2 separate regions of the Mus musculus genome follow, and region 1 is linked to region 2. Evidence: chromatin loops called from intact Hi-C (ENCODE). Cell type or tissue: heart. All regions are shown on one strand. Links, peaks and the distances in the headings refer to the core of each region. The heading gives the core; the rest is flanking DNA.

Evidence for each region. Peaks named below come from ENCODE experiments on the same cell type or tissue, not always from the same donor. Only the 100,000 strongest peaks of a DNase experiment are listed, where the experiment ranks them.
Region 1: it touches region 2 in a loop (2.0-fold over the local background); 2 of 42 quality-filtered maps call a loop at or near these places.

What each region holds. Positions count from the first base shown.
Region 1 is chr4:82,131,571-82,144,013 of GRCm38, reverse strand. No RefSeq gene overlaps it. Among named protein-coding and RNA genes, the nearest start is that of Gm11264, 72 kb to the right of the region's middle. In heart, for the core only: no CTCF peak of the experiment used is centred there; no DNase peak of the experiment used is centred there; H3K27ac peaks cover 1,093 bases.
Region 2 is chr4:82,192,296-82,204,738 of GRCm38, reverse strand. No RefSeq gene overlaps it. Among named protein-coding and RNA genes, the nearest start is that of Gm11264, 130 kb to the right of the region's middle. In heart, for the core only: no CTCF peak of the experiment used is centred there; DNase peaks (open chromatin) are centred at 4,278 and 6,958; H3K27ac peaks cover 3,919 bases.

The DNA.
Region 1 (12,443 bases), core at 2,335-10,334, 60 kb after region 2:
GGTTTGACATCAAGAGCAGGACTTCCCCTTCTAAGGGGAATGAGGGAGGACTTGTGTAAGTAGGTACTTGGAGGAGAAGGGCTGGTATTGGGTTGTAAAGTGAATAAATAAATAAATTTAATAATAAAAAATGATTGCGAAATTCTTTCTTCTCATCTCTAAATAGTATAGTTTGGATATCATAAGATGAAATACTTCTCTGGCACCATCATGATATCATTACAAATTGAGAAAAAGTAATATTGCTAGCATGGTATTATTTAATTGGTGGCCTGAATTAATCTATTACAGCTGTTTCAATCACCCCCTTTATATCACTGTTGGTGCTGACCCAGCTCTGCTCTGTCTCCCTCCTTACTTATATTTATTTATGAGCATCCATACTTACTCACGGAGTAGTCCCACATCCTTTCTCTTCCCTCTTTACTGAGTGTTTTTAGGAGTTCAGGACTGTTGTGCCATAGGTAACTCTCAGTCTGGACATGGCTGGTGTTTTTGAGGTTTTGGAGAGTGCTGAAACAGCACAGAAGTGATGAGTGATGCCTGCTCTGACCTCTCTGAGCAGAGACAAGACTTGCTTTTGCTCACTGCTCTCACTGGTAAAGGCAGCATTCATCAAGCTTCTCCACTCCATGTTAGCTCCTTCACTTCTAAGCTTCTCCACTCCATGTGAGCTCCTTCAGAGGGTCTTACTCTCTTGGAATCCTTTATTTTCTCTGGTTCTTACAATCTTCCTACATTCTCTTCCAGTGGCTGGGCTCAGGGGGGATGGATTTGATGGAAACCTCCATTTAGACTTTCCACATATCTGGGTGCATCCATTCTCATCTGCTGCTGGAGAAAGTAACCTAGAGTTCCTTCAACAGAAGAATGGATAAAGAAAATGTGATACGTTTAGAAAATGGGATATTACTTAGCTGTTTAAAAATGACATCATGAAATTTGCAGTTAAATATTTGGGACTAAAAATAATCATCCTGAGTGAGGTAACCCGGACACAGAAAGATAAATATGATATGTATTCCCTTATAGTTGGATATTAGCCATTAAGTAAATGACAATCAAGCTACAATCTGTAGACCCAGAAATATTAGGTAAGGAGGAAAGAAGTCCAGGAGAGATGCAGGGATCTCCCTGGGAAGCAGAAATTATAGAGGCCGTAAAGAAAAGCTTAGGTTCAGGTGTGGTGGTGCACATCTTTAATCCCAGCGTGAAGGAGCATTAAGATTTCTGAGTTCTGGTCAGTCAGTTGTGTTGAGTCAGTTGGGAAGTAGTGCAGTGGAGCTGGGTTCATAGCAATTCAGCTGGCAGAGTTCCAAGGCAGTTTTTACTGGGACAGAGTCACAGGTTGCAGAGAGAACAGGTGAAGAGGGGATGAGTTAAAGAATGAAAAGGAACCTGATCATGGCCAAAATAGACACAGATTTGCATGTTTTGGTTCAGTTGTTACTTGTTCAGGCTGAAGACAGTTTGCACAGGAAGCTCTGACTCATGTCCACAGAAGAAACTGGAACAAAGATGGGCCGAGACGGAACAGTGGCTTGGCAGCAACCCCATAGACACGGGGATTCAATGGTTGTGAGGGTCTTTGGATGATTAAAAGATTCTTTGTAAACTTGTTTGCAACAATGGAGTGGAAAGGAAAGGAGACAGAAATGGAGATCTGGATGGCAGAGTGCAAACCTTAAGCCTGTGGGAGTACAGTGTGGAGTGCAAAAGATGGAAAAACAGAGGACACTGGAGAATGCTTTCTCGAGCAAGCTTCATGCAGAGCTTGCTTCTTCCATTACTATTCCTCTAAACTGTGATCACATTTTAGCTAAAAGTAAGTTCAGGGTTAAGAAACACGTTATTTGAGAGACTAAGATTTTGGGACAGTATGATGAAGGAAGCCAGATATCATACAGCCTTTAATTTTTTGCATTAGCTTTATTATGATATTATGATATGGAAATATGCCTTATAACAATTGTGTGCAATTTTTGTCACTTATTCTATAAACATAAAAAGAAAACCCAGAGAATTGCCCATAGTATAAAAGTATTGCCCAGCTTCTCAGACTTTAGAATTTGTTTTTTAAAGCAAGAGGAAAGCAACATGCAGAGACCTTAGACAGTATTAGTCTTTTGTGTGGCATCACGTTCTAAAACTTTAAGATGCTTTGTATTACATGACACTCTATCCATAATGGTTCAATAATAGCAGTAGCCAATAGTTTTTTAAGTTGGATTTAGGCCCCACTCACTAAGAGGGAAGTCATGTCTGGTACTGGAAATCCAGCTGCCTACCCAGGGCTAAGTCAAATCATGGCTATTGGAGGAGAACTTACAATGTCCACTCTACTAAACCAGCACACTTTCTAGCTACATTCTAAACATGTATATTTACACCCACAGACAAGTGTAGGTCTTACCCCTCATCAAAGATATGTCTTCTTGCAACAGACAAAGACCATTATGGAAAACCACAACCTATTAAAATCTAGAGAACAAGTAACTGTGTGGTACCTAGTCCAAGTGATACAGCCACAGCAGAACTCCTTCAGCTGAGGCCCGGGGATTATGGTGGAAAAGGAGATGGAAAGATGGTTCAAATCCAAAGGACCATGAAGTGAAATTTAATCTCTTGGAAATGCCAGAAGAGCTATATCCATGAAGTCCCATGAGCATGGCTCCCTAAACAATACCTAAACAAGAACAGTAATAGACATACTAATGCAGAGGAGGGAAACTTTCAAGGGGCCTCAACCCTAGACAAAGAACTACAGGTGACTAATGAATGCTGAGAGCGGGAGAAATGATTTTCACCTGAGAAAAGAAGCCAGACTGCTTATCCAACACCATGTGATCAGCCCTGACACACACACACACACACACACACCCAACAATTAAAGAAATAGAGACTTGATTTAAGTGAATAAGGGAGGGGGTCACATGGGAAAGGTTAGGAGAAGGAAGGAAAGAGGGAAACGTATGTAATTATATTTTAATTAAAAAAAATTAAAATGCTTTGCATTAAATGTTTAGCTTAATGTTTTCAAATAATTAACGAAATAAATGAAGCAATTACTCTTTCCCTTTGTTTTCAACATTTTTTTTTCAGTATTAATCTTTCTTCCTTGTGAGCAGATATTTAGCTAGTGTTGTGGAATGTGGAATGAACTAGCTGGAAGCTTCAAAGGCTAGGGTTCTGATTGGACTCTGCTCTCTTTAAGCAGAAAATTTGAGCTATGATTCTCAGCTGTCATATTTCAAAATGGTAGGATGGAATACAGCGAACTGTATAGTTTCTCTTTCCTTTTTGCTGTCTCCTGATTTTATTATTCTTTGGCTATGGACAAACTGAGCTGAGTTTTATACTCAAGAGGCAATTAATCAATATGAAATTGGCCTGGACACTCCACCCCAGCCGCCTTCTCCTTCTTCTCCTTCTTCTCCTTCTTCTCCTTCTTTTTTGGTTTTTCAAGACAGGGTTTCTCTGTATAGCCCTGGCTGTCCTGGAACTCACTTTGTAGACCAGGCTGGCCTGGAACTCCAAGAAATCTGCCTGCCTCTGCCTCCCAAGTGCTAGGATCAAAGGTGTGCGCCACCATGCCCGGCTTTCACTTTTCTTCTTTTGGCTATGGTTGAACATCTTTCTGGTTTAGCTGGGTAATTGCTTACGTTTAGTTCAGGACCACTTTGCAGCAGAATTTCAAATTTCCTAGTCCACAATGTCTGACTGCTTTTAGTAGATCTTTGGTGATCTGAAGGACTTATCCTTGATTCCGAAAGCACCCTGAGTTGGTGAATTGCCGCACTGTTGGCAACAGCTCTAAACCGGAAGATACCTATAGCAGAGTGGGCTGCTGGTGGTGGCTCTGTTCATGTCACCTCTGATATTTGGTGTTTGTCAGTCCATGGGGTCTTATGAAGAGAACTTGAGGGCTGTCCTGACCAGCTGCTGATCTTTCATTTCCTTTTGGAACCATGAGAGAATTGCTTGGAACACGAAATGTATTTCCCGGCAGTTTCTGGCAGGGGCAACATTAAAAAAAGAACATGAACCTAACTTTCCCAGATGAGAGAAATGAGACGGAGTAATAAGAACACTTTGATACTCTTGTGAATAGTTTTTATTGTAATTAAGTGCACGTAACATGGAGTTTAAAGTTTTGACAATTTTAGGTGAACAGTGCTGTTTGTATGAAGTATATCCGCACCCTGTCAGCACCACCGTCATTTATTTCCAGAACTTTTCATCTTTTAATCTGATCTAGGTACTCATAGATGTGGGGTTGCATAATGTTTGTATTTTTGTGACTTCAACATAATATCTTTGAAGTTCTTATATGATGTAGTCTGTTGCACCGTTTCAGGTTTTTTTTTTGTTTTTTTTTTTTTTTTTTTTTTTAGGAGATTGAATAGAAGTACATTTTTTTGGAAGTACATTTATGTGTTAGAATATTTTGTTTATGTGTTATTTTTCCTGTGGACATTTTAAGATTTCTACTTGGAGTTATAACAAATGATGCTAAGAAAATTGGTGCTCAAAATCTCTTCTTTTAAATTATTTTTTAGGCGTACTCATCTGTGGCATTTCTGAGTCATATGGTAATCATGCGCTTTCATAATCCAGGACCCCACAGTTTGTACAACTTTATATTTGTGAAAGCAATGTACAAGAGTGCATGTCTGTAAATTGCCTTCCTCTGTTCCCCACTCCATCTTCATCTGTCTTCTCCCCCATCAAAGTTTGCTAAATACTAACCAGCCCACCTCTGGGGTTCAGGAACTTGGGTGCTACTGCCATTGAGTTCTATCCTACATCCCTGAAGATGATGGGCAAGGTGAACCTCACTGTTTGAGGAAATGGAGTCTCAATCTGCCTTGTAGACCTGAATATTTGAGGAGAAAGCAACCTATCCTTATGAGTGGGGAAGTAGAGATGAGGAACACAGCTTATATGCCACATTAGAAGGATCACAGGGAGTTGTGTTTATAGCCTGATTGTAACCATATGGTATCTCCAACTGCCTTTCCAACTCATTATTCTTTATATCTCTCTGTGTTCATCTTATTTCTGGTAATGTAACAACTACCTGAGATATTCAACTCATAAAGAGGAAAGATTTCATTCTAGCTCACTAGTTATGGCTTAATGATAGAGTGGTTGTGTAGCATGCATAAGACCTTGGGTTTACCAAATCATAGTGGAAGAATGTAGCAAATGGAAACTGTTTGTCTCAATCTTGGTAATAAAAAAAAAGAGAGAAGAAAGTGGGGTTCCATTATCACCTTCTAAGATACCCCCAATGACCTGACGATATTTCACTAAGTTCCATTTCTTAAAGGTTCTACCACCCCTGAAAAATATCTGTCCAGGGACAATCTTTTAATACACCGGCCTTTGAGCAATGTTTGGAATCCAAATCATAGCACTGTTTGTTTCCCTAACTAACAAAAAGGATTAACTATTTAAGAAAAAAAATTGAAAGTGTGGGCTGAAAGGAGATCTTTATATTGCTAATTACACTATTGTTGCATAAATATTTCAGCTTTAGACTAAAGTGATCTCCTCTTCCTCTTCTTCCTCTCCCTCCTCTTTTCCTCCTCCTCTTCTTTTTCTTCCTCTTCCTCCTCCTCTTTTTTAAAATCTAGAGCTAAGCTTAGCCGACACTTAACTCTAGCCTTCAAAATTTCTATCGTGGGCTTTTCTAATGTTAAAGCCAGCAGATACTGCTGATAGGTGCCATGGCTTCCCAAAATTAGAAAATTTTGAAAAAATGAAAAAAATTAATTTCCTCCAGTATGTATTTTAAAGATCTATAAAAGTCTCAGATAGAGATGAAAAGGAAAATAATATGCCCTTTTCTTCTTGCTCTTATTGGTATTGCCTTTCTTGGCAGTCTCTTATCTTGACTTGGCTAGCATGCCTGAACTTTCTTAACTACAAAAATGTTCATCTCCAAACTGCTTATTCATTCTGCAGGCTCTTTGCTTTAGTAGTTTTTCTCCCTAATGGTACTCTGAACTTATCTTACCTTCCCTGATCTGAGTGCAATGCCTTTTTCCTATGGCTCATCTGCTCTGTGCTCCCTTCTCCTAATTAGTGCTCTTTTTGGTTCTTTATGCCTTTTCTGTAACTTCAAGGTACTTTCAAGGTATTCAGAAATCTTGGACCCTAAACTAAGAGTTAATGGAGACCAGGAGCCAATCTACTGTTTCTTTTAAGGCTTCTAAAAACCTGTGGGGCTCATGTTGCAACGAGTTGTTCAGTTTTGTTAGGACCTTACGTAACCTTAAAACATTTACTATACCCTTCTTCAAGCAAAACTCTACACATAAGCACGTGGACACAATTGAAATGAAGTTAGATCGACAATAGGTAGTAGCTTTTGATCATATACGGTATCCTGGCAAGTGGTATCTATTTGTGTGTGTGTGTGCATTTTTCCTCACACTGAATATACTTGGTACCAAATGCAACTCGATGGCTGGACTGTAAGAAGCATATATCACATCTCTTCCTTGGAGTCAGAGCTCTTTGTCACTGAGGAAAAGGAATGTGATGCTTTTAATGTTAAGACAGGGCATATTTTCATCGCTCTATAAAGTCATGCTGTAAAGATACTCATGCATAGCAAACACACACTGTTTTTTAGTAACTGTCTGGGCATTGTCACAGGTATGGTGTTATAAAGATATTTAAGACATTGCTCTTGTTTTTAAGCATCTCTGGGAAAATTAGAATAAAATGTAGTGCTTCTCCAAATGGGGAAACCGGTTTCCTTGGGATCATATATTTCTGTCCCTATATTTTTCTGGAAGTTTCCTCTGACAGCCTCATCTATGAATTGCTCTGTGCAGCTTTTAGTTTGAAGAAGATAATTTATGGTCCTTTAAGTCCATTATTTCAAGGCTCAGTGAAAGCCAGACAGATTTGGGGGTTTGGGGCTTAGGCCTGTGGCGTCCCAGGCTTGTTAGACAGAGGATGTCCCAATTCCTGTTCATGCCTGTGGCCATCAGTCACCAGTCTTGTGTTGATACTGGCTGAGGTTCTTGGTCCGTGGCCTTGAGGAAAAACCCTAACTTGGTTAGCTTTATTTTCAGGGTAGGAGATGATCACAAAAGTGAAGAACTGTCACTTCGCAGGAGTAGAAGTGTCGAATTTCCTGTGATGGTGTCTAGAACACTTACTCTCTACCACCTATTGCTGAGGAAGCACGCCTGGCTCAGAACTTGGCTGCTGTGTCCTCTCCATGTTGGTCTCTGCTCTACGAAAGAAGCTCCCATGGAAAATCCTCCAAAGACGGGCTGAGATTTTGCAGAAAAGCTGACCCAAGGTTTGAGTTCATTTTTTGAGTTTTAGAATGAAGCAGTGTCCATGAAGGGCTGAGGTCTTTCTAACTGTGCTGCTTAAATCAGAACCTCCTGCATGCCCGAAGCAGGACCATTACTTGCCCCTTCATCTAAGAGGCTGACTTTAAAAACAAAGAGATTTATCTTATGTATACAAGTGTGTTTGGCTTACATGTACGTCTGTGCACCACAAAGGCCTACATGCACTCACTCTACCTTGCTAAATCTTAACAATGGATGATCAGATTTGATATAACTTTTAAATTATGTGAAAAAGCAATCCCTCATGAAAACAGAATCCTCACCTGAAACTCTGCTGGTCACCTCTCCCTTTCTGTTTCATGACTCCTAGGGCCACCCAGGTGAGGAACACAGTTCTATACAGTGTTCTATAGGGACACTGAAGTGCTAGAGAAAACAACTGGAATATTTGATTGCTTGTGATGGATCATAGAAAGGACCCTGACCCACTCGACATTGTTTTTCCTCTCTGTTAGAGATTTTCTGTCTATGTTTTGGAAAGCCCAGGACCTCATACCAAAGTGATCCATTTCTGCTCAGTTCTTTCCATATTTCCCCTAAAGAGCTGCATTTGAGGTGGATGAAGGCAATGATGATTGCTTTGGGGAAGCAGCCCTCAGATGATAAGCATTCATATTATTCCTGAGTTTATTTCTAAGTCCTTTAGTTGGGACAGTATCTCTGTGGGCTTCTCAATCCTGTTGTCTAGGCATGCTTCCTGCAGATTTTGTATGCACACATCTATGGTCCTTTGTAACACAACTCCCTAAAACTTCCATTTGTATCTGTCTCTTGGGAAGCCTTCCTGCACTTTTGTAAGACTGATCTTCCTCCAAGATTTGTCTCCATTATCTCTGCAACATATACAACTGAACTGCACAACAACAGAGCTGATGACAATTAGTTTTTAACCTATGAAAATGCCAGTGCTTCAGGTTTCAAATCAGTATGTCCTGAACCCTGATGTCATTTGCTAGAATAAAGCTCCAAATGTTACATGGGACCATCCAATGTGGCTACTAGAACCTCCAAGAAATTGTGGCAGTGGTGGGCTCTTCACAGTTTTTGAACTATCTTTACCGATATGAACAGTAGACATGCTTCTTTGTATGTTTTAGGTCCACCCAACAGATGCAAATGTAAGTACACATTAAGTTCAGGTGTATACACATAAACACACACACACACACACACACACACACACACACACACAAAGTGCTAAGTCCCTTAGTATTGAGGAGCAAGGGTTGAGAGAAATGATTTTTAAACTACCTTATAATTTGAAAGACATTCTTTCACAAATATGCTAGTTCATAAATACCCTTGTTACATCTCTGCCGTTCTTTTTATTCATCTCTTTGCTTCTTTAGCCATTTCTGCAGCTACACAGTAAACAGCTGAAGACTGAAAAGTTGATCCACCTGAAGGGGATCCTTTGTTGTCTTATACAGGACCCATCTTCCACTCTGTTTCCCGTTCAGTGGTGAGAATAAAAAGTGCCTGGTAACACCTCTACCATTCAGTGTGAATCAAAGCTTCTAGCAGCTTCATGTCCAGTAATTTGTCCAGTGATGTTTAGGAAGAAAACTAGGGTGTTGTGAATTAGTCTTCCTTTTGCATTCTTTCTCAGGGCCTCTTCAATATACTGAAGAAGTAGGTTGACAGTTTGCCTTCGTGTCCTTTCAGTCACATTGACTGCATAGGATGCATGCAGATAGCATCCAAGCCATCATGCCTATAAAGCAATAGGATGAACTATCAGATAATCTGGGAAGAGCCATTTGATCACAGCCTGAGCTTTGCTCTCTACTACCCCTTTCCTGCAACAGAAACAGCTTGGTGAGGAAGAATACTAGACTCAGAGCCACACGGTCTCCATCTGGGTTATAACCTCTCTGTTTACTGGCAGGAGAAAGCTTGAACAAGCCACCATACAACCTAAATGTCAGTTCTCCACTGACTGTAAAGACACTAAGACCTGTCATGTGCTGGTTACTTGTCTAATGGATCTCAGTGACTCTTTATTGAACCCTATGGATCTATGGATTTATGGACTCAGATTGTCTTTGACCTACTTAGAAGAAACCTTGAACTCCTTCCTGATCCTGCTGCCACTGCTTGCCCAGTGCTGGGGTCACAACTATGAGTCGTGACACTTGGTTTTATTTGGTACTGAAGATCAAATTGATGTCTTCACACATGATGGCAAGCACTGTATCAACTGAATTACATTCTCAGGCCTAGATCTATGGTAGATACTCTTATTATCCTCATAGCATAGGTAAAGAAACTGAGATACAGATAACAGAGCTACACACAGTCATGATGCTACAAGTGCAGGAGGCAGTGACTAGAATTATCAGCTTTGTCATCACATTTTGTCTGATGATTCAAAACAGAACAGACTTCCCATAGAGGAACAGACTCTGGACAAATTCTAGGAGGGTGAATAAAGGGGGTCACCTTCAAACTTCAATTCCCTCGGCTTATTACCACCTGTCTGCCTTCACTTGTAGCATCATGTTTCTCTTTACCTGTCTCAAGAAATGAAATAATCCCAAAAGGGGAGCTAGATAAGAATATGGACTGCTTTCTGTGCTGTCACAGCAAAGGTGGCATCTGCTTCTAGCATTGCTCTGTCCTGCCCTCTGTACATAATGTCTATGGACAGTGGCCCTGGGCAGTGAGCTTCCCAGAGGCCTTTCTGTTCTCACCTCCCTTCCATGCTTATTTGTCCTTAGCTCTCTCTACCCTTACGGCTGACTGACTTTTCTCCTTACATTGCTGCAGGCTGCATTCTTAGCTCCCAATCTGGATACTTTCAAACTGTGGTAGATGAAATTTTATACTCCTCCTCCCAGACAGCTAACAACAACTACCTTTTGCAAACAGCACTGTAAAGCAGGGAAGCTCTGAAGGCAGAATGAGGGTCACGAGCATCTGTTGCTTCTCAGTTTTGTGCCCCGAGCCAAACAGTTGAAGTTCTCCGACTCTCAGTTTTCCCCTCTGGAAAAGAGGAATGATGCACACACTGAGCACTATGTTGGCAAATGGAAGACATTGAAATAGATTCTTAGCTTAGGGACCTCCAGTCTTTGAGAGGATAAACAAACCAGCTAAGACCTTACAACTAGTGAACGATGTTTCGTTATTATTATCATTACTATTTTTATCTTTAATTATTAGTTCAGTCAGGTTTTCTGAAACTGAAACAGTAGGGTAGTTTTGGACTTATGTAGACAAAGATGACTTTGAACTGATCCTCCTGCCTTTACCTCCCAAATGCTTAAATTGAAGGCATGCAAAATTCCTGGCTTGGATGCAGAGTTTAAATCTCCATCTATTGACTATATAGCTATGTCTATGTACAGAATACCAGTTGCCCTCTTTATGTTACAATACTTGTAGAATTTAAAGAAAATAGTATACGTAGGATCCAGCCAACTCTACTTTCTTTAGAAATTATTAGTTGAGTTTCATTTACCCCCTTTCCCAAGGCCCTGCAGTGTTGGGATGGAAAATCAGGTTGGCAGGCAAGATAGGGCAGCTATTTTTGGGTGAGTGAGCAATGCGGCAGAAGAGGAGAGCTGGAGCAAGTCTGTATCTCAAATCAAACTAGGCTGGCAGCTTTCAACTCCATCTATACATAGGCCTGCTGGCCTTGGTGGGTAGGTCTTTATTTAGAATCTCGTGTCCCATTTTGAACCTTGTAACTTGAGAAAGAATGTACAACTGAAGGGAAATGCAAAAAGATTAATGGATTAAATGATTTGTAAAAAAAAAAAAAAAAAAAAAAAAGAATAAAAAAAATTCTTATAGGAACGGGGACCACTTAGGTTAAAGAGAAGATGAGAGAGACCAAGTTTTGACTGTGCATTTGTGTGTGTGTGTGTGTGTGTGTGTGTGTGTGTGTGTGTGTGTGTGTGTGATATCGACTATGGCAGCATACTGTTTTTCTGAAGGTGAAAATTGGGCATGTAAACATCCAGGTTCTTCCAAAATCTAAACTCTCATGTGTCTTGGGAAATGAAGAACGGGAGACTTTGGATTGATCAGACCTTGCAGAACCACAAGCCTGTCATTCAAGTGGTGATTTTAGATGCTCTGGGAACATTGTGGACCTCAGCGTAGCTGGCACATCCAGCTGAGCAAGCATAATTACCCAAGCCATCTGTAAGGAAACACAGACAGACAGACACATACAGACATAGACACACTCACACACACATAAACTCATAGACAGACACATACACAGACATAGATGATACACACACCCACTCACAAACAGACACACACAGACATAGACACAGACAGGCAGACACGCACACATACACACAGTCATGGAAGCATCTCCTTATACTTCTCTTTCTGACATAGCAAAATTCTTTATTATACTCTTTATACATTAATAGCTATCTGGTCACTTACATTTCCTCAGAGTAGCACAATGCAAAGTCCTTGGCAGATTCCTTGCCTATGGCTTGCAAATTGCTTGGTGCAAATATGCCTCTTTAAATACTCAGATGCTGGTCAAGTTTTAGCTTAAATGATGGCCAGGCCTCACTTGAAAGGGAAAGGTTATACGCTGTAACATACTTCATGCCAGGATTGGTGTAGAAAGATCCTGTGTAAAATCCTTGATGTTATTCCATTTGGATACATGCCACAAAAAAATAACCTCAAGTAGGTCTGAAGAAGTGTCAATAAATCATCTATTTAACCTGACACTGCAATGTACCAATTTATTTCTTTATAAGCTTAAGTGCTCTTCAAAGCCAGGCAGTGTTAAAGTCCTAGTTTGAAATTTGTCCTTAGACAGACCTAGAGAATGACCAGGAGCTTGCTGAGAAGGGTGATTAGGCGATGGTACCTTAAATGTACTCCATCCAAACACTGAAGTAGAAAAGTAACAATAACAGACTAAAGACAATTGGTACCCAGATTTACTAGTTAGACACAGTTTGCCATTTAGTTTTACCTCTTTGTGCCTAGCAGAATTTTCCTCGTTATTTTGTCACTTGAACATTAAAAAACAATTGAACACATGGAGTGACCACCCCCCCCATATATTCTTCACATAAG
Region 2 (12,443 bases), core at 2,984-10,983:
AAGCCTCAGATGTTCTCCATGATCCCCTCATGCCTTCAAAACCAGTACTACCTGGATGACTCTTACATGTTACCAAATCCGTTTGCAAATACAAGATGCAACCTTGGATGCCTCACACAGTAGCTTATCTGGGCCTCCATGCAGAGACATCCCTGACATTATCATAGCCTCTGTGCCTTTCTTTAGTTACAGAGGGAAATTCCATCTTTGATTCTAAAGCCAGAACTTCTTGACTAAAGCTGCTACATTTTGCTGCTTGCGGGGGCTGAAACATGGCCCTCTTGTTCAATTACATCTTCATCTACTTTCTGTTTTCAGTGGTTTCCTTCACTGCCTAAGCTTCACTGTTCTGGAACTTGCTCTGTAGGCTGGGATGGCCTTGAATCAGAGATGTCAATGACTTTCTCCCAAGTGCTGGAATTAAAGATGTGAACCATCATTTCTGGACCTAAGCTTTTACAAACATGGCCACTATGATTCCTTTAGATTAAAGGAGGAATCCAGAGCAAAAGCATATGTCATCTTACCTCAAATAAAGATCAAAAGCCTGTGTCTTCCAGCCTCAAGATCTGGCTCAAAAGCATGTTTTCTTCCCTCCTCAAGATCAGGATCAAAGGTGTGCCCTCCACTTCTGGATTGTAGTATCTCTGGATTCCAGAGATAGTGAGTCTGACAACTGAGAAAAGCCATCACAATCCACCCCTTGTCAACTTGGCACACACTCATATCTCCTTATGTCCAAATACAAACAATAGCCAGATCCTAATAATGCCTAACATGATATAATTCCATTTCATATCTTTAATCTGATTATCTCCTTGAACACAGCTCCACTTCACTTCCTGGTGCCCCTTTAATCCTTCAACCACATGTTTTGTATTTTCTTTTTCTTTCTTTGCTTGTTATGCTTGATCAAAATGATTTTCATAAGAGTGGTCCACAGGACAGAGTTTATACTAGGCTGTTTTGAGATTTCCTTTGCAAATGCAATTAATTTAAATCTCTTCACCATAACCTCAGACACACTCTTCAGACAAAGGCAAAAACTAGCCACATCTTCATCCAAAAATATCACAAGAATTATCTCTAGGCAACATATTAAAATTCTTCTCCTCTGAAACTGCTTGAGCCAGGACCTCACAGTTCAATTCACCCGCAGAACTACTATCTTCCATGTTCCTACTAGGATGCCCTATTAAGCCCCACTTAAAGCATTCCACTGCTTTCCTAATTAAAAGTCCCCAAATTCATATTCCTCCAAACAAAATTATGGTCAGGCCTGTCTCAGAAATACCCCAGTGCCTGGTACCAACTTTTGTCTTAGGGTTTCCATTGATGTGAAGAGACACCATGCCACTGTTACAAAGGGCAGCATTTAATGATGGCTGTCTACAGTTTCAGAGGTTTAATCCATTATTGTCATGGCAGAGAGCATGGCAGCATCCATGCAGACATGATACTGGAGGAGCTGAGAAATCTATAGTTTGATCTGAAGGCAGCCAAGCCAAGAAGAGACTAGAATTCCACATTAGGAGTAGTGTGAGCATTTAAGACCTCAAAGCCCTACTTTTATAGTGACATACTATCTATAGCAAGGCCACACATCCCTGAATAAGGCCACACCCCTTTCTTTTTTTTTTTTTTTTTTTAGAATTAACTTATTTTATGTTATGAGTACATAGTAGCTGTCTTTAGACACTTGAGAAGAGGGCATCAGATTCCATTACAGATGGTTATGAGCCACCATGTGGTTGCTGGGAATTGAACTATGGGGGCCAAACCTAAACCTATTAAAACTAGCACAGGGTTTTGCTTTTGTTTTTCTTGATTTTTTTTTAAGAAGAGAGAGTGAGGCAGATCAAGAGTACAATATTTTGTGGGTAAGGAGGTGGAGAGGATCCCGGAGCATTTTGGTGAGGAGAAAGAATATGACCAGAATACATTGTATGGTTTGTTGTTGTTGTTGTTTTACCAACTAGGATAGCTTTCTTCTTCTTACTTGGAAGACTAGTGTCTCTTATGAGAATTTTCCCTGTATGCCATAGTAGAATCTTTTTGAGCTGAGATGGCAATGGAGCATGGAGTAGTGTACCAATAAGGAGGATTCAGACAAAAAGATAAAAAATTTGAAAGTATTGGGTCCTAATACAGTCTCCACTGATAATATACAGAGACATCTTGCCAGCGTCATATAGCATGCCCTTTTTTTTTTTCCCATTTTTTATTAGGTATTTAGCTCATTTACATTTCCAATGCTATACCAAAAGTCCCCCTTACCCACCCACCCCCACTCCCCTACCCACCCACTCCCCCCCTTTGGCCCTGGCGTTCCCCTGTACCGGGGCACACAAAGTCTGCGTGTCCAATGGGCCTCTCTTTCCAGTGATGGCCGACTAGGCCATCTTTTGATACATATGCAGCTAGAGTCAAGAGCTCAGGGGTACTGGTATAGCATGCCCTTATACAGGCAGATACAGAGCATACAATTCTATAATTTGTCTGGAGCACAGTTAGAACTGAATAAATGCAACAGATGTTGTCATTCTTATGGCTGGCACCAGAATGGCATCATCACCATTACCACTACTATAATCATGATCAGTACCATTATCATTATCGTCATCATCATTGTCATCATGAAATGACTTCCATAGGTTGGGATGATCTATAGACTTTGCAGGATTGTAAAACTTGCTCTCTAGGAATTCTTGATGTATTAAGAGTGACAGGAATTTATTTTATAAGTGCAGTCTCCAGTAGAGAAAACAGAAACCCAAAACAACCCTTCAAATTACTCCCTATCCCTAAAAGACCTCTGTCCAGACTCAGCTAATTATAGTGTTTGTAAAACCCGTTTCTGTTGTTGTTTGCCCAGAGAGAGTAACCGATCCACTTGTGCCAGTGAAGGCAGCCCAGCACCACAGAACGTTTTCAGATAGGCAAGGAGAAGGTATTTTCAATGCCGACTGTCCTCAATATTGTCACTAATTTGTTCTAAAGCAGCTGTTTCCCTTGTCATTCACCTTTGATGATGATAATTAAGAAATCTCCCCATGGCTCTCAAGGTATTATTAAGCTGGATTCTGTTTTTAAACAACATTAAGATAGATGGCAAATCTCACCAAAGTTGTAAAAATAATTCAACCTTTTGATGCAGTTTCCTTGTCCTTGGATATGGCAAATGGCATATACTTCCCCCACCCCAACCCATTTCTTCCCTTGTGACTTGGTAGACTTCTGAGGATTTCCTCTTTTTTTTTTTCCCCTTAATTTTTCTTTGGTCATAGGAACTGAACCCAGAGTAAGCTATGCACAGGCTTGTGGAGGGAGGGAGCAGTACTCCAGGTCGATGAATGTTCTTTGAATTGTATCTTTTCTTATAGACATTTGAAACTTTGTACAGATTGATAGAAATGTGCAGTAATAGTCCACCTTACTATGATAGTGATTTCATGAGCAGAGGCGAGGCTCTTGGTCTATAGAGAGGCAGTTAAGAGCTGACATGAAACCCTAGCCTCCTTCCTCTTGCTTACTCTGTTCACACTAGTCAGTGCTGAAAGCAAAGGAATTCCTAAGAAGGTGCTGCAGAAGGGAGAGTGGAGGGGATGCTCCAAGAGTGGGCGAGAATTAAATATGTTTCATCTATATTATGCATATTGTTAATTAGGACTATACATATTTATTTTTCCTTTCAATTTATATAATGAAAAGAAATATCTGAATCTCACTTTATAAATGAAAAACTATGTGTGGGAGAGAATAATAAGTCATAGACAGTACTAAGAAAGCCAAGGCCAAAGCGAAGCTTGTCTTTACCGTTTGCAGGCTGTTGTTTTATTGACCTCCAGGAATCAAAGCTCCAATCTCATAGGGTCCAATATCCCTCCTTTTCTGTTGTTGTAGCTATTGCACAACATGTGTTATAAATGAGTGTACAATAGCTTTAAAAAGAATGGGAAAATGTGCTTTGACAATGTCCATGGCTAAAGAGCCCCAGGGATTGAAATATTCAATACCAGGGACAGTAACACTTACATGTAAGTAAGTGACAAGACCCTGCTATGTGCTTGCCTTCTTTGCTGCAGGAGACAGGGTTGTTTACATTATCAGAGTTTGTTCTAGTTTGTGCCAAAGAACTTGCTAAGGGTAATAGACAGGTTTGTTACATAAATGTACATTCCAAATTAGAAGAATTGTGAAAATATGAGGCAATCAAATGGCAAAGCCTTTAGTGGACTGCAGCAATTGCTTCCTTTGGCTAGCCCTCAGCTGGCCAGCATCAGAGAGGCTCTAAAGACGAAGTGAACCATGTTCTTCAAGTATCAGACACAGGCAGTTGCTCTTAATAGTGAATGTAGTCAGGATTTCCTAAGCCAGTCGCCTGCCTGCCCCATGCTTGATTAAGCCTACTTTTGATAGAACTGTATTAGGCAGATCAGGGCAAGGAAGAAGCAGGAGCCCACAGCACCTGGCTTCTGCTCAACTGTCTTCCAGCCTTGCTTCTTCACAGCTCTCAAGGGAAGGCAAGAGCTGAGGGGCAAAGGACTTCCCCTGGCTGGCAGTAGTGTGTGACAGGAAGAGATGCTCCAAACAATCAGATTTGGGAGGCTTGCTGTCTGACCTATGAGAAGTTAAAATACTGAATAAGAGAAAGAACAAATTGGGGTGGTAACTGTTGAACACATCTGCATTCTCCAGGAAAAGATTGTTCTTCCATAGGAAGAAAGGATACTACTCCTTGCTCTCATTATTCTGGAGGGCACATTTTAAGGGAAGAGCTGAGACTCTTAGTGCCAGCAAAACCAAAGGGATAGTTGGCCCATACATCTCACTTCAGAGATAAGGTATTCAGGATGCAGAGACAGTGACTTACCGTTTCAGATTGTTCGAGGTCACTTCTGCACAGTCTCATCATGTGCATTTGAGTCGAGTCAGAAGGATAACACGTATGCATGGAGACTTTAGGCTTCTTATAAAACAGACAAAGATTCAGGACCGTTCTGCTCAAAGGTGGGCACTGGTGTTGGGTGCACAGGTCCTGGAATCCAGCTTTCTCAGATCCGCACTCACAGATCCTATATGGCTGTCTTCAGAAGCTCCCGCATCTGGAGAAAATGCCAGCATTAGATTTCCTTTTGCTTTTACCTCCCATCCACTGATGTTTATTTCTTTACTTTTGCAAATCATCTCTTCTTCCCTAATTGGAAGACTCTTACTATTGATCCCATTGATGTTGGGCCAGCATAAGAGGAGCATGCTCTCAAAAGACACAAAAAACAGGAAGCTGAATGAAGAGCTAAAAGAGGAGGCTGAGACCTGAGGTCAGATTTGTCTGTGGCAGAATCTAGCTTTACACTCTGCTTCCTGAAGCAGAAGGTTGCTCAGCAATGTTGAATTTTGCTGGCTCAGTACTGACTGTGGAGACCTTTACTCAAGGAGGATGTGGGCTGGGAAGGTAATGAAACTTTCTGTTCCTCTTCCATAACTGAACCCAAGCTCAGTGCCCAGCATGTTGGATGGCTCACAACAACCTGCAACTCAATCTGGTCTGATGTTATCTTCAGGTCTACATGGGAACCATCACTCATGGGTGTATATTCACACACAGAGACACAGACACACGGATACACACATTAATTTAAAGGTAATCTGACATTAGTCAACGTGAGGTCTGAGGTTCTTTTCACTGTTGTCTTTTACAGTTCAGTATAGACTCTGATTCAAACAATCAGTTCATCTAAAACAAAGAGAGATTATTCTCTCCAAAATCTTCATGTATGGTGTGGATGTCCAGATTCTGGAGGCCATGCCCCATGCCTAAGACTTTTCCCCTGATTCCTCTTTACTTATAACCCTAACCTCTGCGGAGAGACTTTTGTTCTTTCATCATCTGTTGATCTATTATTGTCTTACCTCCTCTCCTGTCGCCACATAAATCTGGTTGGTGGTTGGTGGGGTCTGTTTTATAGGGCTTATTAGAAATCACAGTGAATCACCTCTGGTGCCAGCTTTGGGTCACAAAGGAGGTCTGCCAATTTTTCAGTAGCATTCCCATCTTGGGAGGAGTAGGGAGTTCCTCACACTAGACTGTCAAATGACAGAGTGGCTCATTTAGTCAATCAGAAAGACACTTGGTCCACATAGAGCAAAGGGCACAATAGTTGATAGTGTCTGTTGTAAAGTCTCCTACCCCATTCCCTTGTCTCTGTTTTGTAAACCTGCTGCTTGGAGAATGTTCTTTGGAATTTGGTAAGTCCCATGGACGTGAGAGGTCATCTCAGGGAAGCTGGTGTTTGGGGTCATCACGCTTTCTACAGCCTGATGGACAGACAACAGGGAACACGGATTACATTTAAACTCAGCTGCTTGTTCCCGTGAAAGAGTAATTCATTTATAGAATTGTGATTTCTCCTGCAGAAAAAAAACAAAGAACAAACAAACAAACAAACAAACATCCCCCAGAACAAAACCAAACCCAGCTGCTATTTTTGGGGGTAAGAGTTTAAATGAAAAGCCTATGAAAGTAAACTACCCTGCCAGGAAGACTCTCCGTGAGCTTTCCAAATCCGTTCACTAAAGTAGGAATTTGAAAGCTGCACCACAAATTGCCTTTCCCTTCAACCGGGATGCTTATTATGGTCCTGGCTCCTCACTGCTGGCCTATTACTTACACATGAGTTTCGTTACCCTGTATTTTAATTATATGTATAGAGCAAGTTTTATGTTCCCTTCTCTGACTACTCGTAAACTTCACAGAGATCACCCAAAACCATACTGTTCTTAAAATAGCCTTTGCCTCTGTCCTTGTAGTGATACCAAATGACATTCTCTTGACCCAGCTCTGGCTTGTATTAAGTACACTTGGAGACTGGCAGACATGCTCATCCAAACCCCAGCTTAGTTTGAGTTAAGCATACCCCAGTTGCCAGACTCTGCGCCTAGAACACACCATTAGAGACATGTCATATGACTGGCAACAGGCACAAGTGGAATTTCTGCGGCATCCTTTGAACGTTACCAGTGTTTGAGTCAGAGCTGTGGGCTCTGGAGGCGATGCCACTTCTGTTAGCTGTGATGGGAACACGCATGGGTCTGCCTGCTGCTATCTCTAGGTGTTTCCCTCTCTGCTCTGTGCAATCATTCTCTGGTCTGAGAGCCACAAGATGTACGGTTTGTAATTCTGGGGGAAGAGTGCAGCTAACTCGAAAGGCTGGTCCCAGTATTAAATGTCACCAAAATGAGTGAAGAGAGTATTCTAGCCTTGATTTGCAGGTCAGACTGTTACAATTTCACCTTTCCCCATTTCTGCTGCACTATTTCACTGCCATGGGAAACAGTGTAAATCAGCCACTGGATGGCTCACATCTTCCTCTTTCTCCCCTTAAAAATACAAAGCTATCTTCCCTCCTACAGATCATTATGGCTGATAAATCAGAGACTAACCATAATATTTTAGGTGACGTGGCTATAAAATATGATCCGTGAGTGTTTTCCTTTCTGAAACTTCACTAATTGTGGCATAATTCACTATCACAATGTTTTATTTTAATTCACATAAACAGACCAGCTCAGAAGGATTGTTTTAATAGAGGAGTAATATCACATGGCCGTATTTGTTAAAGAAGCAAGTGTTATTGACCCAGCTGAGTATCCTTGGTGGGTCAGGGGCTGTGCCTCAGGTTTGCAGGTTTCAGTGTGTTTTTCTAATCTTCTGTGGCTCTCCCTAGGCGTGAGCACAATGTACATTCGTCTGTCAGCCTGGGACTCATAATGGAATCATTTTAAACTGGCGGTGAATCTTGGCATTCATCGTTATGCTGTGACACAACTAGAAAGAAAGAGAGATGTGTTATGTGTTCCTTTCCCCATGTGGTATCACTGAGGCTGGAGGACCAGTGTGACTGCTTGGCATCCTCCTTTCCTGTGCCTCTAAGTCCACAACTTTGACAATTTGTTCTTTTTTTTTTTTTTTTTTTTTTTTTTTTGTATACAAGTTTGTGAAGTTTTCAAATTCCTGGGTCTTCGATGGTAATTCTTACTGATGAAACGTCTCTGGGAAAAAAGGAATTTGGAATGAAAACAGATGTTATAAAATTCATGTGTTTGACAATATTTTTTTTCTTTAAAATAACAATAAAATCCATAGCTCAAAGTCAGGGAGGCTCCTATCAGGGGTTCTGATGAGAAACACTTGTAGATCTCTCTGACAGAGTACCATGGCAGCAGAAGTGCTGACGACGCCCTGTGATGAGTTGAGTTATGGTCTCTAGCTGAGTAGCTGATTATCCAGTGTTCCTACTCTCCAAGATCTGTTGAAAAGTCGCAGTTGAGTGAGCATGAGGGCTTCCTGGTATGCATGTGAGGTGCGTAGAGATGCCCTCTGTGGGGCTACAGGCTAAGGGACCATGTGTGCCACAAAACTTCAACTTGAGCTGAGCCCTTGGCTGGGTTTCTGGGTCAGGGCCTCAAGTAGTTCCCAGCCTTTTCCTCTTGTGGTTGCCGGCTTTCTAATTTTGGTTTCTAATTGTACCAGCCATTTTACCACAAGACCACAGCTGTAAGGTGGCATTTGGAAAAAAGGAAATAAGCCTGTCGGGTTCCACCCCTTCCTGTTAGAGGGATCAACTGACTGTATTATGTTTATCACAGATTTTTAACATGAAAAGGAATTTATAAGCCATGTATCTAATTTCTCTTGATTTTCTTCTTTACTGCCCATCAACCATAGGCTCCAATTTTACCTGGACAAGTTGAAACAGATCTTTTTACTTTTATCATTTTTATATCTTGCCAAGCAAAGAGGAGTGAGACTTTCTTATCTCGTACTGCAAAGAGCAGGAGACCTAGGGAATGAAGTTCATGTGACTTCTTAGGACATGTGATTTCTTCCCCCGTCTCTGCCTCTCTTTTTCTATAAAATTTGTAAATTATCCCCTAGCTCTAAGACTCTTTTGAGGCCCAAGGAAAGCTTGGTGAGTCTGGAGAGATGCAGGAACAAAGCAGAAGAGATAGTGATTGAAGCATTCTTTACGTGTGTGTGTGTGGGGGGGGGGGGGATGTAGAGATACTTGGATAACACATCACCAGAGCTCTTTATAAAGACATAGAACTCAGGGATAGAAGGCTTAATTTCTTTTTCTTTAGAAATGGTGGGGAAAGTTATTTTTAAGTTAAGAACTGAGCTACAGAAGAAAAGTGAAATTGGGCTATAAACTTGACTAATCAAGTTTCAGAAAATGTCTTAAGGATGTTAAGCAAAAATTAGGAGTCAACTAGGACAACTTCCCCTAATGTTTTTGGTGATTTTTATGAAAATTTTCTTTTTTTAAAAAAAACACTGACAGTCTGAGAAGATATGTGACCCAGCTCAGATGCAATAGGCTGGAGCAGCATATTGTGATGCTATCTGAGTGAAGGAGAGATGGCTCATGTTGTCTTTAAACTACATCAGAAAGAAATGCATTTAGCACTTTCCCTCAGGCTACCCTACAGCCAGGGTGTGTGTGCAGGGAAATAGATGTTGTCCACTGACACATGTTTTTGTTTCTGTGGGATGGAGCTGTGGAGTGGAGCAGTGTGAGGCTCACTTAATTGGTCATCTCTATGAAGCTCAGAAGATTCTAGCTAGCTTTTGGGGAAATTTAAATGCACAGTTCTTTTTGTTCATTGTTCAAATGTTTGACCTAGTATTTGGAGGTTACTTTAATGGGCGTGATTGGCATGTATAAAATGTAAGCCTTTCCTGGTGGCTTTGTGTGACTACCATGGTCAGTTGCTTCTCACTAATATGGTACACCCAGCCCTAACAGTTAATTTCTTAATGTGAATAAAATTAATAAATTCACCACTAGAATAGAAACAAACATAAAAACCCAACCCAAACTAAATATGACAACAACAACAACAGCAACAACAACAGTCAATCCTGACAACAAAACCCAAAAATCCAACCTTTTAATCCTAGCTAAACTTGGTTACAAAAGTCTCCTAGCATTCTTGAGGCAGAAGCAGGAGGTTTGCCAGGTTCAAGGTCAGCCTGGTCTGCATGGTGAGTTCTAGGTCAGTCAGTATTAGGACTTTGTCTCAAACAAAAACAAAAACAAAGACAAAAAACAAACCAATAAACAACAAAACCATCCCCAAATCAAGTAAAACATAATGAAAAATGCCCCTTAACCCTGTGCACTGAGTATAACTAGGGGAGCTTTCAAGTTTGTTATAAGTAAGAACAAAAGATACTAACACACAGTGCGCCCTAATCGCATTTTAAGCTTGAGGTGCTGTGCCCCAAAGCTGGCAAGGAGGGGACTGAGAAAATAATGCAGTGGAGGCGCTGAAATGTGACAGACCTTCAGAGGGACTCTGTCCTGTGCTGGGGCTTTAGCTTTTGCTGAGATAGCTCCTTTAGTTGCCGATAAACTCGGGAAACAGGAAAAAAAGAAATCTTGCATACTCTTTATCTGGCTTCACGGCGTGACTTAGAACCATAAGCAGTTGCAGCTAGAAGGAATTTCCCAGCCAACTCCCTCATTTTGGAGAGGAGGCCTGGAGAGGTGAAGTTGCTTTTCCAAAGCAGTGCTGTTAGCTAATGGAAGAGCTGGGAGTAGGAGCCAGAGCTAATGAAGCCTCAGCTCGGTGTGCATGTGGATTAGCATGGTGGTAGGAATCCAAGAAAGGAAGCTTGGGAAGGAACGACTGCAGCCTGTGATTGAAGGTCGATCTAAACCAGATGCAACTGAACTAACAAATGCATAGCCAGCTTCAGAATGACAAAATTAGACAGGGCTAAATCATTAACCTTGCAAGGGGAAATTTATAAGCATTGACTCAATTTGACCTTAAGCCAATCACGTCTTTCCATTTACCAGCATCCCAAGAACACACTCACAGATGCAGGCACATAGGCACATACAATATACCCTTTCAGACTTCTCTCTGTGAGACTATGGCCTTAAGGCATGGATAAGTCTTGATAAGATTTTCTAATAAACTATGCGTTTTGATAATTAAATTTGATATAATTGCTCATTGCATAAAATGTCTGAAATGGCTCATAAGTAAGAGACATTTTGGGTCGCCATCTTGGTCCGGGACCTGCCGAACTTAGGAAATTAGTCTGAACAGGTGAGAGGGTGCGCCAGAGAACCTGACAGCTTCTGGAACAGGTGGAAGCACATAGGCGCTGAGGCAGCACCCTGTGTGGGCCGGGGACAGCCAGCCACCGTCCGGACCGGAGGACAGGTGCCCGCCCGGCTGGGGAGGCGGCCTAAGCCACAGCAGCAGCGGTCGCCATCTTGGTCCGGGACCTGCCGAACTTAGGAAATTAGTCTGAACAGGTGAGAGGGTGCGCCAGAGAACCTGACAGCTTCTGGAACAGGCGGAAGCACAGAGGCGCTGAGGCAGCACCCTGTGTGGGCCGGGGACAGCCGGCCACCTTCCGGACCAGAGGACAGGTGCCCGCCCGGCTGGGGAGGCGACCTAAGCCACAGCAGCAGCGGTCGCCATCTTGGTCCCGGGACTCCAAGGAACTTAGGAATTTAGTCTGCTTAGGTGAGAGTCTGTACCACCTGGGAACTGCCAAAGCAACACAGTGTCTGAGAAAGGTCCTGTTTTGGGCCTTCTTCTTCGGCCAGGAGGAGGTCCAAATACAAGATATCTGCGCACCTTCCCTGTAAGAGAGCTTGCCAGCAGAGAGTGCTCTGAGCACTGAAACTCAGAGGAGAGAATCTGTCTCCCAGGTCTGCTGATAGACGGTAACAGAATCACCAGAAGAACAATCTCTAAACAGAGTCAACTATAACTACTAACTCCAGAGATTACCAGATGGCGAAAGGTAAACGGAGGAATCTTACTAACAGGAACCAAGACCACTCACCATCACCAGAACCCAGCACACCCACTTCGCCCAGTCCAGGGAACCCCAACACACCTGAGAACCTAGACCTAGATTTAAAAGCATATCTCATGATGATGGTAGAGGACATCAAGAAGGACTTTAATAAATCACTTAAAGAAATACAGGAGAACACTGCTAAAGAGTTACAAGTCCTTAAAGAAAAACAGGAAAACACAATCAAACAGGTAGAAGTCCTTACAGAAAAAGAGGAAAAAACATACAAACAGGTGATGGAAATGAACAAAACCATACTAGACCTAAAAAGGGAAGTAGACACAATAAAGAAAACTCAAAGCGAGGCAACACTAGAGATAGAAACCCTAGGAAAGAAATCTGGAACCATAGATTTGAGCATCAGCAACAGAATACAAGAGATGGAAGAGAGAATCTCAGGTGCAGAAGATTCCATAGAGAACATCGGCACAACAATCAAAGAAAATGGAAAATGCAAAAAGATCCTAACTCAAAATATCCAGGAAATCCAGGACACAATAAGAAGACCAAACGTACGGATAATAGGAGTGGATGAGAATGAAGATTTTCAACT